Regions from separate parts of the Homo sapiens genome. Here region 2 is linked to region 1. A link is a loop called in an ENCODE intact Hi-C map of the cell type or tissue named here. Cell type or tissue: PC-9. All regions are shown on one strand. Links, peaks and the distances in the headings refer to the core of each region. The heading gives the core; the rest is flanking DNA.

What was found. Peaks named below come from ENCODE experiments on the same cell type or tissue, not always from the same donor. Only the 100,000 strongest peaks of a DNase experiment are listed, where the experiment ranks them.
Region 2: a loop joins it to region 1, with 4 times the contacts of the local background. A loop is called at or near these places in 7 of 110 quality-filtered maps.

The regions. Positions count from the first base shown.
Region 1 is chr1:151,767,178-151,769,986 of GRCh38, reverse strand. It overlaps OAZ3 (ornithine decarboxylase antizyme 3), which reads right to left. Exons shown (of 5, transcript NM_016178.2): 2 at 2,688-2,809; 3 at 1,754-1,929. It also overlaps a transcript of TDRKH not described here. Among named protein-coding and RNA genes, the nearest start is that of OAZ3, 1.9 kb to the right of the region's middle. RefSeq lists enhancers at 1-220, 221-917. In PC-9, for the core only: no CTCF peak of the experiment used is centred there; a DNase peak (open chromatin) is centred at 1,426; H3K4me3 peaks cover 270 bases; H3K27ac peaks cover 850 bases.
Region 2 is chr1:152,000,604-152,003,412 of GRCh38, reverse strand. No RefSeq gene overlaps it. Among named protein-coding and RNA genes, the nearest start is that of S100A10, 8.1 kb to the right of the region's middle. In PC-9, for the core only: a CTCF peak has its summit at 1,526 (motif pointing right); a DNase peak (open chromatin) is centred at 1,622; H3K27ac peaks cover 1,837 bases.

The sequences.
Region 1 (2,809 bases), core at 291-2,790:
GATTCTCCTGCCTCAGCCTGCTGAGTGCCTGGGATTGCAGGCGCGTGCCGCCATGCCTGACTGGTTTTCGTATTTTGGTGGAGACGGGGTTTCGCTGTGTTGGCCGGGCTGGTCTCCAGCTCCTAACCACGAGTGATCTGCCAGCCTCGGCCTCCTGAGGTGCCGGGATTGCAGACGGAGCCTCGTTCACTCAGTGCTCAGTGTTGCCCAGGCTGGAGTGCAGTGGCGTGATCTCGGCTCGCTACAACCTCCACCTCCCAGCCGCCTGCCTTGGCCTCCCAAAGTGCCGAGATTGCAGCCTCTGCCCGGCCACCACCCCGTCTGGGAAGTGAGGAGCGTCTCTGCCTGGCCGCCCATCGTCTGGGATGTGAGGAGCGCCTCTGCCCGGCCGTCATCCCGTCTAGGAAGTGAGGAGCGTCTCCGCCCAGCCGCCCATCGTCTGGGATGTGGGGAGCGCCTCTACCCGGCCACGACCCTGTCTGGGAACTGAGGAGTGTCTCTGCCCAGCCGCGACCCCATCTGGGAGGTGAGGAGCATCTCTGCCCGTCCGCCCTGTCTGAGAAGTGAGGAGCCCCTCCGCCCGGCAGCCGCCTCGTCTGGGAAGTGAGGGGCGTCTCCGCCCGGCAGCTGCCCCGTCCGGGAGGTGGGGGGCAGCCCCCGCCCGGTCAGCCGCCCCGTCTGGGAGGGAGGTGGGGGGCAGTCCCCACCCGGCCACCGCCCCCTCCGGGAGGTGGGGGGTGCGTCTGCCCGGCCGCCCCTTTTGGGAAGTGAGCCCCTCTGCCCGGCCGCCACACCGTCTGGGAGGTGTACCCAAGAGCTCATTGAGAATGGGCCATGATGACGATGGCGGTTTTGTCGAATAGAAAAGGGGGAAATGTGGGGAAAAGATAGAGAAATCAGATTGTTGCTGTGTCTGTGTAGAAAGAAGTAGACATAGGAGACTCCATTTTGTTCTGTACTAAGAAAAATTCTTCTGCCTTGGGATGCTGTTAATCTATAACCTTACCCCCAACCCCATGCTCTCTGAAACGTGCTGTGTCCACTCAGGGTTAAATGGATTAAGGGCGGTGCAAGATGTGCTTTGTTAAACAGATGCTTGAAGGCAGCATGCTCGTTAAGAGTCATCACCACTCCCTAATCTCAAGTACCCAGGGACACAAACACTGCGGAAGGCCGCAGGGTCCTCTGCCTAGGAAAACCAGAGACCCTTGTTCACTTGTTTATCTGCTGACCTTCCCTCCACTATTGTCCTATGACCCTGCCAAATCCCCCTCTGTGAGAAACACCCAAGAATGATCAATAAATACTGGGAAAAAAAAATTTGGCCAACTCAGAATCCAGAAAGACACCTACTTGGAGCAGTAAAAATATTATTGGTCGTTTTCTGCCCTCCACCCACCCAAGCCAGGAAATGAAAGTTGCTAAACTAGTTTTGGTAGATTTTTCTTGGAAGCCAAGAGATTGCACATCACTGGATGTAAGCCACAGAAGGGGTCTGGGGAGAAAGGACTACTGAGATGAACAGCTAGAAAGTACTTCCCGTTATTCAACTATTTCTGGATCTGAGTCCAGCTTCCCATGGACTCTTATCCCTTGAACCCCAGATCCTGGCTCAGCTCACAGGCTTGTCTGCATGCCAGGTGAATGGATTGCTTATATCTAGCTCCAGAATTAGCCTTATGTACTATGACATGATAGAAGGGTGAAATCCCCTACCTATTCCCTCCCCATTCTCCCATCCAGGCTCAGTCACCTTTCCCGGTTGCCTTGATCCAAGGCCTGATATGGGATATCCAGGAAGAGTCGACGGTCACAGAGAAGGCCGTGCCAATGGGCAGAGGTCTGGGAGGTAAGGCGGAAGTGAAAGTCTAACTGTACTGGGTCCTGGTGGAGCAGGGGGTCAGTAGCCAGCACCGTCAAGTTCCCAGCCTGGAAAAGGAGTAAAAATGCTCCTCTAGTCTTCAAATCAGACCTCAGGCAGATGGGGGTGTGTCCGTTGAAGCAAGGTGGGCATTGATGGGGAGAGCCTGGGAGAATTGGAGCCAAGATCTTAAAGATGCAATAATATCCCTTAGTCCCAGGAACTAATAGCCTATGCCTATTGTGGAGTTCTCCTTTATATCAAACAATCCAGCTGAGGCAGTATTACTGCCTGTTGACTTCAACCCAGGAGTACAATAACCATTTAGGAACTTAGAAATGTTTACATCAGAGAGCTTAGGATTTAAACAAAGCTTTATAATGTGCTTCCTTTCTCACTAATAATTTCCACTTTTTTCATTATATGGGTTTTCTCTAAATTCTTCTATTTAAAATGCCATGGTTACAACCAGGCTTGTTATTGCAATATGATATGTGGGCAAGTTCTGGATTCCAGATCCTGCTTAGCATCTTTAAGCAGGATCTTGGCATAAACAGCTTTATGTCCCAGAAGTCCTACAGAGTTTGTTTTACCTTTGTCCCCACTCCCTCTTTTCCCAATCCTGATTTTCACTACCATCTGTATGACCTTGATTTTACAGTCTGTGGGCCAGAATGCTTGTCTATATAGCAAGTAGCTTTTACACATGCGTTCCAAGATTCCATCTACCTCTGTAATTCATCTTCCAACTTGCTAATGTCCCTCCTCTGCAAGGTATGCAAGAAAAGGGTTGCCCTGTCACAGCACTAGCTCACAGTCCACTTACCGAATACAGTTCTTTAAGCTGGTCGTGGTTACCCTGCTCGGTGCTTTTGCCCTCCTGGAGGCCTACTAGGGACTCAGGAGCACTGGAGGCAGGAACGGGGCTGGAGTGTCAAGTCCTCCTCT
Region 2 (2,809 bases), core at 304-2,803, 230 kb before region 1:
ACTCCCCTTGGCATCTTCCCTCGTGTTACTCCTCCCCCAGGACTACTCTTCTCTCAGCCCCTGTCCCATATGCTCAATCAAGCCTATCAAATCTGACCCAACCTACAAATCTCACTTCAAATCCTATGTCACCCATGAAGTTATTCTTAAGAGTCCAGCCAAGAGGGAGCCTGCTGTTCTGAAGTCCCCCGTGCAGCACTGCCCACACATGCTACCTCACCTCAGTGCTGGTTGTGAACACTTCTCATGTTCCTGCCCAGATTGTGGTTATGTTCCCAAGCAGCTGTCATCGCTGTGGTTCTACCAAGAGTAAGGCAGAGTCGGGTGGTGACAAGAGGGGAGGCTTTGAGACTAAGCTTATCTGGGTTCCAATAGGACTATATCAATGCCCTTAGGGAAGTTATGTAGCCTCTCTGAGCTTCCTTTCCACATCTGAAAACAGACTGGCTATCTATTTTACAGGGCTTTTGTTAGATTTACAGATAATATACATAAACCACAATAATTATTACTATAATCATAGCACTAATCGACCTAAAATATTTCTTGGAGTGATCATAAGAAACAAATAAGATAACATATGAGACAGAACTTCATAGAATATAAAATTATTGTGTTAATTTTTAACAAGAAGACTTGGAGTATGTTTGTGGGGGTTTTTTTGTTTTGTTTGTTTGTTTGTTTGTTTGTTTTTGGCAGAGTCTCGCTCTGTCTCCAGGCTGGAGTGCAGTGGTGCGATCTCGGCTCACTGCAACCTCCGCCTCCTGGGTTCAAGTGATTCTCCTGCCTCAGCCTCTCAAGTAACTGGGATTACAGGCATGCACCACCACACCAAGCTAATTTTGTATTTTTAGTAGACACAGGGTTTCACTATGTTGGTCAGGCTGGTCTTGAACTCCTGACCTCAGGTGATCTGCCTGCCTCGGCCTCCCAAAGTGCTGAGATTACAGGCATGAGCCGTGTCCAGCCCATTTGTGTTCTTCTATCAAATGGCCATATGTTGGTCATATGACCATACATTGGTCACATGATACAAGACCTCACAGATGCCCCACTAATTACCAGCCAGTACATCCTCCAACAGCTAAGCACTTTAGCTTTCAGAATATCTGTGCTCAAAGCTGTTAGAATGAATTCACTTAAAAGTCAACCAATAAAACTGGTGGAATCCTATGCTCAAACTGAGGTTTTGGTCCATATGGTACCAGACACTAGTTCAACTTAACAACCTATTTTCACCTATATATATATATATATATATATTTTTTTTTGGCGTCTTGTACACAGAGCATTACTTTTCTCACTGCTCAAGCCCAGAGAAATGCTGCCAAAAGCAAGAGAAAATGGGGTAGGATGTCAACCTAAATCACAGCCTCCATCTCAAGCCAACTAGGTAATCTTTCCAGCCCCATATTCAATCCTCTGGTTTCCAGCCAAGGATTTCCTGCCTGGGCCACTCAAGAGAAAGTAAACCCCACTGTCAAGCTATTCCCACTGTGGCCACCAGAGGGTCCCACAGCATTAGCTACAAAGCAAGAACACACCCTTTCCCAGTAAATTGTCCATTTTAAATATTTCCAGAAAGCCTTATGGCAGCCTCCCCAGCTTTCAGCCAATAGGACTGCCCAGAAACCCCAGAGCTAGCTGCTGCTAACATTGTTGAGGCGTCAGTTCATACCAAGCAGCCAGCATTTCACAAGGGGTTTGAGTCACTGGGGCCCCACAGAGTCCAATTTCTGTGGGTCTGAGCTCTCCCCAGCCACATTCCAGTATCATCAATGAACAAAGAGTATCTGTGGCTTCAGTAACTGTTTCCCTTTGACACAGCATCCAAATGTTTGCCTGGAACACCACTTGCTCTCAAGTTTTAATGAAGAGAGGAGAAATGCACCCTATCAGTCTGGCAGACCACAGTCCATGATAGGCAGGTCATGTCTTGCAGAGTTCTCCCCGAGTGCCAAACACTGGGATTCAGACAAGCTAGCATTCCGTTCTGCCTGATCACTTCACTGAAGGTGAAGAGTAAGTTGTCTTCTCCTTGGAAAAGGACATGTCCAAGATCACACAGCTAATGAGGGGCAGAGAAAACGTGATTTCCTCCCAAGCCTGTCTGAAACTCCAGAGTCTGCACTTACAACCACTATATTACATAATTGTTTTATTTTTTCCATTACCAACAAAAAGGGTTGACCAGATCCCTGTAGCTCAGCTGTACTCCCTCTCGGCCTCATCCCATGTCACACTTGCCTTGCTTCAGACACACTAGTGGTTTTTCAATTCCTCTAACAGACCCAGCTTCTCCTCATCTCTGGGCCTTTTCATGGGCTTTTTCCTCCCCTTAGGACACTTCCTCCCACCCCTCCTTTATTTGCAATCCTAGTTTCTCTTCCTCCTCTAAGGCTGGATTTAAGTATCCCCTTCTCAGAGAAGTCTTTCCTGATTTCCTACCTAAAATGGGTCCCTTCAATTCTCTCACTCAGACTCTTGATTTCCCATGATGGCACTCATTATAAACTTACCAAATTTTTGTATTAGTTTCATTTTCCCCTCTATTTCTATTTTATTTGCCTTCCTGAGGTAGGAGGTGGGACTTGATGCCAGAGGCGGAGCTCAGACACCAGATCAGATTGAGGACTAGCTAAAACAGGGCTTGGGCAAAAGCAGCTTTCAATCAGACATGCCCATTAGTGTGCCATGTCAATTTACCATTGCCATGGCAATATCTGGGCAGTTACTACCCCTTTCCATGGCAATGCCCCAATGACCCAAAATCTACTACCCCTTCCCTAGAAATTTCTGCATTAAACCA